4 separate regions of the Mus musculus genome follow, and regions 1, 3 and 4 are each linked to region 2. Evidence: chromatin loops called from intact Hi-C (ENCODE). Cell type or tissue: left cerebral cortex. All regions are shown on one strand.

What was found. Hi-C counts contacts between places; a loop is a spot of excess contacts. Peaks named below come from ENCODE experiments on the same cell type or tissue, not always from the same donor. Only the 100,000 strongest peaks of a DNase experiment are listed, where the experiment ranks them.
Region 1: it touches region 2 in a loop (4-fold over the local background); 8 of 42 quality-filtered maps call a loop at or near these places.
Region 3: it touches region 2 in a loop (6-fold over the local background); 16 of 42 quality-filtered maps call a loop at or near these places.
Region 4: it touches region 2 in a loop (8-fold over the local background); 26 of 42 quality-filtered maps call a loop at or near these places.

Annotation. Positions count from the first base shown.
Region 1 is chr6:126,642,158-126,644,657 of GRCm38, forward strand. It overlaps Kcna1 (potassium voltage-gated channel, shaker-related subfamily, member 1), which reads right to left. Exons shown (of 2, transcript NM_010595.3): 1 at 2,099-2,500; 2 at 1-1,729. The coding sequence starts at 1,198. Among named protein-coding and RNA genes, the nearest start is that of Kcna1, 2.4 kb to the right of the region's middle. In left cerebral cortex, a CTCF peak has its summit at 776; DNase peaks (open chromatin) are centred at 823, 976, 1,923 and 2,240; H3K4me3 peaks cover 2,500 bases; H3K27ac peaks cover 2,095 bases.
Region 2 is chr6:126,701,438-126,703,937 of GRCm38, forward strand. No RefSeq gene overlaps it. Among named protein-coding and RNA genes, the nearest start is that of Gm33581, 14 kb to the right of the region's middle. In left cerebral cortex, CTCF peaks have their summits at 957 (motif pointing left) and 2,252; DNase peaks (open chromatin) are centred at 919 and 2,291; H3K4me3 peaks cover 224 bases; H3K27ac peaks cover 1,146 bases.
Region 3 is chr6:126,499,035-126,501,534 of GRCm38, forward strand. The region is part of intron 1 of Gm38899 (a long non-coding RNA gene); the gene reads right to left. Among named protein-coding and RNA genes, the nearest start is that of Gm38899, 15 kb to the right of the region's middle. In left cerebral cortex, CTCF peaks have their summits at 1,204 (motif pointing right) and 2,033 (motif pointing right); a DNase peak (open chromatin) is centred at 1,216.
Region 4 is chr6:126,562,955-126,565,454 of GRCm38, forward strand. It overlaps Gm33449 (a long non-coding RNA gene), which reads right to left. Exons shown (of 2, transcript XR_378038.3): 2 at 1,085-2,500. Among named protein-coding and RNA genes, the nearest start is that of Gm33320, 5.6 kb to the left of the region's middle. In left cerebral cortex, a CTCF peak has its summit at 1,080 (motif pointing right); DNase peaks (open chromatin) are centred at 1,103 and 1,522; H3K27ac peaks cover 1,307 bases.

The sequences.
Region 1 (2,500 bases), 59 kb before region 2:
TTGTCAGCACACCAGCGATGGCACACAAGGAGCCCACGATCTTGCCTCCAATTGTCACAGGGTACATGTCACCGTATCCCACAGTGGTCATGGACACCACCGCCCACCAGAAAGCATCGGGGATACTGGAGAAGTGCGACTCAGCTTCTTCCGCCTCCGCAAAGTACACTGCGCTAGAAAACAGTATGACCCCAATGAAGAGGAAAAAGATGAGCAGCCCTAACTCCCTCATACTAGCTTTGAGGGTCTGGCCCAGGATCTGAAGGCCCTTGGAGTGGCGGGAGAGTTTGAAGATTCTGAACACCCTTACCAAGCGGATGACCCTGAGGATGGCCAGGGAAGTGGCCTGCTCGCCCTTCTGATTTCCCTCCTGCTCAGCTATCTCCGTGCCCAGGGTAATGAAATAAGGGATGATGGCCACAATGTCGATGAAGTTCATGATGTTCTTAAAGAAGTCTGTCTTGCTGGGGCAGGCGAAGAAGCGCACCACCAGCTCAAAAGAGAACCAGATGATACACAAGGTTTCCACAATGAAGAAAGGGTCTGTGAAGATGTTGGAAGTATAGATGACTGTGGTGTTGTCGATGCGGTGGATGGTGCCCGTGAAGTCCTTGTCGTCCTTCAGCTCAGGGAGAGTCTCCAGGCAAAAGATGACTATGGAGATGAGGATGACCATGACCGACACAATGGCAATAACCCGGGCAGGTCCTGAGCTCTCCGGATACTCAAAGAGCAGCCACACCTGGCGCTGGTACTCCTTCTCGGGTAGGGGGCGCTCCTCTTCCTTGATGAAGCCCTCATCTTCCCGGAACTTCTCCATGGCTTCCTCGCCCAACTCGTAAAATTTAATCTCCTCGGAGAACATGTCCAGGGGCACGTTGACCGGCCTGCGCAGGCGGCCCCCGGACTGGTAGTAATAAAGGATGGCATCGAAGCTGGGCCGGTTGCGGTCAAAGAAGTACTCGTTCCTCAGGGGGTCAAAGTAGCGCATGCGTTTCTTCGGGTTGCCCAGCAGCGTGTTGGGGAACTGTGCCAGAGTCTTGAGCTGCGTTTCGAAGCGCAGCCCGGAGATGTTGATTACTACGCGCTCGCAGCATTCGTGGTCGTCGTGGTCCGCCTGCCTCGGGTAGCTGCCATCCTGGGGGTGACCTGGAGCGGTCGAAGCCTCGTCCGCATTCTCCCCCGACATCACCGTCATGATGAAAGCAGGGTGCAGGGGTAGGAGGCCAGGAGAGAGCCCGGGTTGTGAAGGAGCGAGGGAGTAGGGGTGGGGGGGACCCAAGCGGCCCCCCCCACCGGAAAGTGAGTCTTCCCCACGCTCACAGGGAGGGGCTTCAGAGCCAGAAGGTTCAGAAGTCTGCAACTTTGCTAGTTATCACCTCCCCTCCTCCACTCTGCCTTTTACGCAATTTGGAAACCCCTCTCGCCTGAGGGCCCCCAGTGAAGCTTTTTTGCTACTCTTGGGGTATTTTTTGGGGGGGGGTGCTCTGTTTTTGTGTTGGTGAATGGGTTTTTCTTCCTGCTCTGATCACCTTAATGCACACCTGCCATCGCTTCCGGGGCTCGCCCCGGCTCCCCTCCCCTCCTGCAGCCCTTCTAGGACACGGTGCAGTGCCAACTCAGCAGCTCCCCAGGCCTGTCACCCACTTTGCTGCTCCTTGGCTCTCCCCCCCTCCTACCCCTCTTCGCCTGCCGCCTTCTAAGCTCCCACCGGGGCGATCGATGGACGCTGCAGAGAAATAAAAAGTGATACGAGGGTAGAAAATCAGAAGCATTCTGATGGGACGAGCCTATAGACACCGAAGAGCACAGACTACTAGCTTTTGTAAAACACATCGGACGTTTACTGGGGTTAACACATACTCACAGACAGACACACAACAGACACCCAGAAATCCAAGTTTGGAAATCTTCCATCCCACTTTTCCCAACGCCCAACAGCCGATCTGTTTACAACTTCGTAAAACTGGAGATCGGAAAAGCGCTTAGAGATACTGAAGGAGCTGCGGGTCCCGGAGAGCAACCCCGCACCCTCAGCCTCCCCCACCCTTCACCCCCAACCTCCGATTCTGCAGCCCCGAACTAGAGAGCTTCCTACCTGGCGGGCCGGCTTGGCGCAGAGGCTGTGCTGAGTCGGCGGAGAGTCTGAATGCGGCAGGTCGCCTTTGCAGCAGCCGGAACGAGCAGCCGCCACCACCGCAGCAGCGTGCGAGAGGCTCCGGGGCCCCTCGCGTTTCCCGTCCTTCTCCTCTCAGGAGTCCGATCGTTTTATCGAGCAGCTACGGAGGAAACGTCCGTACCCTACCCCCATCCTCACACGGTGCAAGCAACCTGGAGACGCTGTCCTCTCTCTGGGGAAGGGAGTCCCGGAGGATGCGGGGTGGAAAGACAAAAAGGCCACCTTCTCCGGAATCACCCAAGCAAATGGCGATAAGCTGCACTCTCGCCCCCCTCTGAACACTACGGGAGCCCTTGATTCGATCCCGAGGGAGGCGGGCGG
Region 2 (2,500 bases):
CACGCTCATGTTCCGAGGGGGTAGCCGAGTGCGCGATGCTCATGTAGAGAACTGAGGGCTGAACGCTGCGTACTCAACGTGGACTAGAGAAGAGAGAGAGAGATAGATACGCTGTGCTTGTGGGGGGGAGGGGCTTCATACCTGATGCTCCTGTGGCGAGGAAAGAGTTGAATACCTGACATCACCTCATGTGGAGAAGACAGGGCTGAGACACGTCAGTTCCTGGTCACACCATCTGGATCTGCCCCTTTGGCCCTGGTGCTGTGCAAGGTGTGGGCATCCTCTGAAGAGATGCGCTCAGGGGCACGCAATGTGGACAGGGGCGCACAATGTGGACCATGAGCTTTTGCAAACTCAAGGCAGGCAAACCACTGTCTGGATCATTTTGTCTTCTTAACTCGAGGTCTGACTTAGTCTTTTTTACTACAGAATCCCTGGTTCCTCTCATCATAAGGACATGTACCCAGACCTCAAATTAACCCGTCCTGCTGCAGATTTATGTTCCCACACACCTGGGCAGGAAATGTCCTGAGCCAGCCAGTCCAGCTCCGCTGACATCTCTCACAAGCTTCACTCCCCCGACCCCGACACACACACACCCATATACCACTTTCTCCCCCACCCCCTACCCCGCCAAAAACAGCACAGCATCTTTAATTCTTCTCATAACAGCAGACAAGCACCTATTGCATAACAGAATTGATGTAAGGCACTTTGAGGAACGGAAAGGGAAACCAAGTGACTTGGGAAATAAACAGCCCCTCCCCTCCTCGCCAGGCCCGAGGTTCCTGATGGCATCTGTGCACATCCAGATTGCAGTGCTGTGCTGCAGCCCTGGAACAGTGAGCCTTGTTGCCGGTGTTCTCAAAGGCTTTGCTCAGCGGGCCGCAGTACTTTTCCTCTTCTCCGCAGCTCTGGCCGGGAAAACAATAACCTTGTCTCCCTCTAGTGGCCAAAACTCGCAAGCGCTCACCTGGGAGCCTTCTCTCAATCCTGGTAATTAACCAATGGTTCAGGCTCCGTTGCCTTGGAGACTAACTACTCGCTCATCTGTGGGGCTGACTGGTGCCTACAAGCTTAAAAGCCCATACACAGGTTTTGATTTTAGAAGTCCCTGAAACGCATGTACGTGACATATGGTCGTCATTGTGTTCCAAGTTTCATAGCACAGATTATCAGTCTCCTGACCTAAAGAATGACCTTTTCCTGGGAAAGATATGCTCATTCTTGGACCCAGCTGAGGTTACTTGATAGAGTGCTTACCTAGCATTCACAAATCCCTGAATTCTATCCCAAGTACCACCTAAACCTGGAGTAGTGGTGCGGGTCTGTAGCCCCAGTGGATTCAAAATAAACAAAAACAAAACAAACAAAACAAAACAAAATCTCTTCCCAGGAATCTACTGTGTCTGTCTTAACATCCGGCTTTGTAGCCCAGACGGTCCTTTAACTTACGGTTCTCCTGCCTCAGCCTCCTGTGTGCTGGGATTACAGGCACATACCTCCATGCTCAGGTAGGAATTTGCATTTTAATGCCTCCTCTAGATGACTGTGACCCACAGTGGGTTTTGTTCCTATTTAATTTTCAGAAACCTTGTGTGAGTACTACAGAGCTGACCAAAACAAATGGGAGGTACTTACCTCAGTCAATCATTACAAGCCATGCATCAATTTGAATAAGACCCCTTTCTCCTGGCTCCCCACCCCCACCCTGCTCCTCCTACTGATATCCAGCTCTTCAGAACCCATCATGGAAACTGGGGATGTAGCTCAGGTGGTAGGCTGCCAGGCCTGCCTGCACAAAACCCCAGCACTGCATAAACTGGGCATGGTAGTGCATGCATGCAACCCCAGCACTCAGAAGACAGAGGTAGAAAGATCAGGAGGAGATCAAGGCCATCCTTGTTTGACATCGTGAGTTTAAGGCTAACATGGGATACATTAGACCCTGTTTCAAACTTTTCAAGGGGAGGCCGTGATGATGCGCACCTTTGATTTCAGCACCCAGGAAGCAGAGACAGGCAGACCTCTGTGAATTTCAGATACCCTGCTCTACCTAGCATGTTTCAGGCCGGCCAGTGCTGCACAGTGAGACTTTGTCTCAAAAACACCCAAACAACAATCATTTATAAACACCTTCGAATGGAGGTGAGGCCACTGGAGAGTACCTGTGAAGCATACCACTTGGAATCTGAGAGGAGTGAAGATCTGAGCCCTAGAATGTCAGGCTCCACCCCAAAGCTCATTAAGGGGCCCCAGCTTGCAAAGAGTAAGTATGTCTGAAGAGGGAGCCAGACAGGGCAGCGGATGAGAGGTTGGTGTTTTGAGAAGATGCCTTTGTACCCGCCATTTTTAATGTGCTCCTCTATAAACTTCAGAAAGCAGGGGGCTGGCAACCAGAGAGCTATGATTCGGGAGATCAAGCACACATCCATTATCAGATGGAACCTGGGCACACCTGATGCAGATCCCTGCTTGACAAAGTGGGGAGCTGAGGCCA
Region 3 (2,500 bases), 200 kb before region 2:
CAGTAAGAGATGGAAAGAGCTGAACCGTATAAAGGAAGGGAGGCTGGAGACAAAGGAAGCCAGAGAAAAGCCACTGTGACATAGAAAAGCTCAGATAGAAGGCAGAAAGGAGTCTGTATTCTAGTCCTGGCTGTCAGCTCTAGCCCTCGAAACAGCTCTTGGGTCCACATGCTGAGGGAAGGAGTCTTTAGGGCCTGCCAGAGATATTCCGTCTCCCTACCATGTTAGTCAGCTTTCCACCACTTTAACAAACTACCCGACAGAATCAACTTACAAAGAGAGAAGGGTTGCTTGGGCTCCCTCTTTTAAAATCTTTGGTCTGGCTGATTTGCAGATGTGGTGGAGCAAAACCCCTACGGCATGGCCAGGAAGTGAAGATAAAATAGCGATTGGCCTGGAGTAGTACTATATACTTCCAGGGCATGCCGCCGACTGTAAGAGCTTCCATAAAGCCCTATCTCTTGAAGACTCCACCACCTCTCAGTGGTGGCACCTTGAGACAATGCCTTACCTTCTAACCAACTGGGAAAGTAAGGCTGAGGCACTGTTCAACTCGCTCAGTTAGCAACATACTTTGAAAATAAATATAAAGAAAGGGTAATTGTGAACTTTTGGTCATTGTCTCAGTTTTGGGCCATTGCTGTGGGTAACAGGATCCTAAGGGCAGCTCTGTGGCACCATGAACTTGTGATTAAAAATGAGTAAGTTCAGGCTTGGCACACACAGAGCACAGCAGTGACCATGCACAGAGCAGTGATCACTCACGGGTCAGAGCAGCAACCACGCACGGGGCGGAGCAGCGACCACACACAAGGCACAGCAGCGACCAGGCGTTGGAAAGGGTAAGCGAATGATCAACACTGAACATATCTCCTCTGTATCAGTTTTCTATGACCTGGATATCCTGAGTTCGCCCACCACAGCATATTTGTCCGTTTTTAACTCTGACCCACCAGCTATCAGATGCTTAGACTCCTATGCTGAGCCCACTGCCACATTGTGTCACAGGCTGCTAAGCCCAGCTCTTAGTGACAAAGCAAGAGGAACTCTGGGGTCAACATCATCTACACAGCAAGTTCCAAACTGCCAGAGATAGACAGAGAAGAGAAAATCTGTCTCAAAAATGTTTTAATCCAAAACAATACATGATAAACTTTCTTCTTCCTGAAAGACAGCTTGGTGGGAGAAATGGCTGCAGAACCGCATTCTCCCAGCAGGTGGCACCCGAGGAACGTGTTTGGGATTCAGCCCGCCTGTCAGCCCAGTGGGCCTTTCTATGGCTTCTGTGTGGGACACACAGGTCTACCCTGACAGGCCTCGGACATAGGGCCTGAACACCACATACCTCGTCATGAATGGACCCAAGACATAAAAAACAGTACAGCTTTGATACTCGCTTGCCAGAGAGAGCTCTAAGTTGTGAGGCTTCGGATGCCACAGCCTCTTCTTAGCAGGCTCCCAGCCCAAAGCCTGTTTGGGACAGGAAATAGGGCGGCCAGTCTCTCCAGAATGCTGTCCTTGCAGCCAAGCTCCAACATAGTTCAAGTTCTTTATCAATGCGTATTAACTGTGCAGAAGGGTCCATGCATGTTTGAGAAGTACTTGGCCACAATTACCCCCTCTGTTATTACAGATTATACACCCCCTCGCCCTCTTCATTTTCTTTTCTGTATCACTGGCAGTCTCCAGTTTCGTATCTTCTTCACCCTTCCCAGCTTCCGAAAAAGAAGTAAAGCAAGAAACACTTGTCTCCCCAGTCTCTTTTCACTCAACATGATAATCTACAGTTCTATTCATTTTATTGAACATCTTGTTCATCTTTACAGTTAAAGAAAACTCTACTGTTCGGCCATGCCCAGCCTATGGCCCAAGAGAGATATCTATGCAGCCCAATTTAAACTCACAGAACTACCTAAAATGTTATGAGATCATTTGGGTAATTTTTTAATTCACATAACTCATTTTCATGAAATTTTGTATAGACTACAGTGTATGTGTGTGTATCTATGTGAAGGTGTGTGCATGTGGGTGTAGTACCCACAGAAGCCAGAAGAGGGCATTGGATCCCCTGGAGCTGAAGTTACAAGCTGCTGTGAATCAGCTCCTGTGGGTGCTCAGTGGCGACACTGAGACTCCCTGCAGTTATCTTGCCCTGGTCTCACTGTAAAGAGGGGGCGTGGTTAAGATTTCACTCAAGCTTCATCTCACCTCCTGCCCTATAGAGGCTCCAGGTGTGAGGTCGGTGTGGATGTGGTGGGGGCGGGGCTGGCCATTAAGAGAAGATAGGAGGAGACCGGCAGTTGACTGAAGAATGCCTGGTGTTCTAATGTTCTGATACCCGGTTGGTAAACCTATTAGCAGCCCGGGAAGTCACCAGGAGAAGCTTTGAAAATGAAAGGAGATGTAGATTCCCGGAAGGGAGACGAGTCTGTGCCAGAACAGCACTGTGTGCAGAAAGGAGGGGAGGGTAGCGTGCGCAAGAGGGTAATGGGAGCTTGGG
Region 4 (2,500 bases), 140 kb before region 2:
TACATCCAGCTAATTCACATCTCTGTCTCTTAGCTTATGTGTCATAATGCTAAGAATATCTTAGGACATCAAAGTTCACAGTCACGTTATAGCCATGATCTCTGCTCTCTCCACCAGGCCTCTCCATCCTGTTTCACACTCAGAACTCACTAAAATATTGTTGCCAGTCCCACCTCCAGCCTGCTCCACATTCTGTACATGGGAGGAAAACTTTAGGTATCCAATGTAAATGGACTCTCTCTCTCTCTCTCTTTCTCTCTCTCTCTTTCTCTCTCTCTCTCCACCTCTCTCTCTCTCTCTCTCTCTCTCTCACACACACACACACACACACACACACACACTTTACCCTTTTCAATAGACACTATAATGATTCTAGGTCTTGCTACACTGCACAGAGTTAAAAGGAACACCTTGGGCAAGTGGTTCTTCAACATGCTAACTTCATTTCCTTTGGACACAGGCATGACCCTGGACTGGGATAATGTAGATCTGTTTTTAACTTGTTTTTAAAAACAAAACACTGCATATCCACAAGCATATCCATGTTCCCACCAACAGTGTCTGGCCTCTGCCTTCTCAGATCCTCAGCCATGCTTGCTAGCCTTTTTGCTCTTGATCATAGGTGGTCTAACAAATGTGTGGGGAGAATGCCTGACGTTTTGAGTTTATGTGTGTTTGGTGCCTAATGAGAGTACAGCTACCTCTTTAACTCCTAGAACCCAAGACAGGAGCAGCTACATCACCCTGTGGTCTCTTGCCTGGTTCTCGGCTCTTTGGGAGGTGCTTCTGTGTGTGCAATCACCAGATTTCACATCTTAGTGAAGAGGTGGGTGTCAAGTGGCTCTCTTAGCCACAGCTACATCCCTGCTGCTTGGAGCCATACTCTCACATGTAGGCACTCCATATTTGCTGAGTGAAAAGAAAATAAGCAAATAATTAAGTGGGTGAAATTCAAGACTAAGGCCTGGAGTGTGCCCCCACCTTGTGGCTCAGCTTGGATCTGCAACCCTTGGTGACCCAAAGTCAGTCTTCAAGTCTGGCCACCAGGCTGCCAAGCCTAGCAGGAAGTAGCTGTCGTCGTTCCTGACCCTGCCACGAGGGGGCAGATGTGTCCCATATTTTCAAGGCAACACCAGCCGCTCTGTCGCCCTAGCTGCAAAGGCACCTTGGGCATCAGGCTGAGGGAAATGTTAAATTGCTCTGCCAATATCCGTCCAGCTCAGGGACTGCTACATAGGTACTAAATGGGGCAGGGGTGGGGTGGGGTTATGAAATGGACATCTTGGGTCCTAACCCTAAGTGTGTTGGGCGCTGAAGTGAGCCTTACATATTCTGTTGTTGAGGCAGCGGGATCCCCTAACCAAAGCACTGAAGCCCTCTCCATGTTTTGATTCCAAGCAATGTCACCAAAATGGAGAGGTAGTGTTGAGTCAGCTCCTACACGTTGCTGCTTCCTACAGAAGGAGGCAGGATAACCAACCAGGAAGCTGCTGAGGCGTGGATTAGTAGCATGTGTTGTCTGGCTGGGCCAGTGAACTGTCCTGGGTGCCTGTGTCCTTGTCTCACTTCAGCTGGTCCCTCAGGCATCTCAAGGCAGGCGATGAACACAGTGATGCTGCATTTATAGGTCAAGGGACTGAGAATAAGAATGGCTAGTTAACCAGCTGATAGGCACTCCACTGGAATGTGACTGGGCTGGGATTGCAACCCAGGCAGGCCGTCTGGCTTCTGCCCACCGTGAGACTAGGGATTTGGGAAGGCATGAAGTCTGAGACTTAGAGGTGGCAGTTGAACACCGGGGGAGGTTGAAACATACAAACACCACTGACTGCCAAACGTCTTACCTCTTTTAATGCTCGAAGTCAATCTCTAATCTGACCAGGGACCTGAGCACATTCAGGCCCTTCATTCCCTCAGATGGGATGGAAGGAGCTAGCATCTGGGAAGGCCCCTTACCTCATCTCTGGAGGTGGAGGTAGAGGGGGAGGGCGATGCTGTCACCCAGCTCTCTGCAATCTGCCACACTCGGGGAGTTCTAGTCTCTATTGCTCTTTGGAAGTCACCTCTATACCCTTTCTCCCAGCTCCTAGAGATTCAATTCTGGCTGCTCCACTGTCCAGAAATGACAAGGGTGGGTATAAAGAAAACTAGACTGTGTGCCTGAAGTAAAATATGCCCTCAGCTGCTCCCTTTCAAGGGTTTGGGAGGACTAACTCAGACCTAAAGGGAAAAGCTTCAGGCTGGTCTCTCTTCCAGCGCGGTATCCCTCAGACCCTAGCTCATTCAGATGTGGAAGGGGGCAGGGCTCAGCAGAGGCCAAGGACAGGGACCTCGGCAGATAGCCTGGGTGAGTGCAGGCAGCTGGGCTCTCGTGAAGGTCAAAGTGGCAGAGAGGTCAGATGTCCTGAGAATGGAGGGCCTAGTCAGGCACGTTTCTGCCACTTAGTGGCTGAGAGGTAGGTGACTTCACTGTTAGGTCAAGGACAATGACATAATTTGT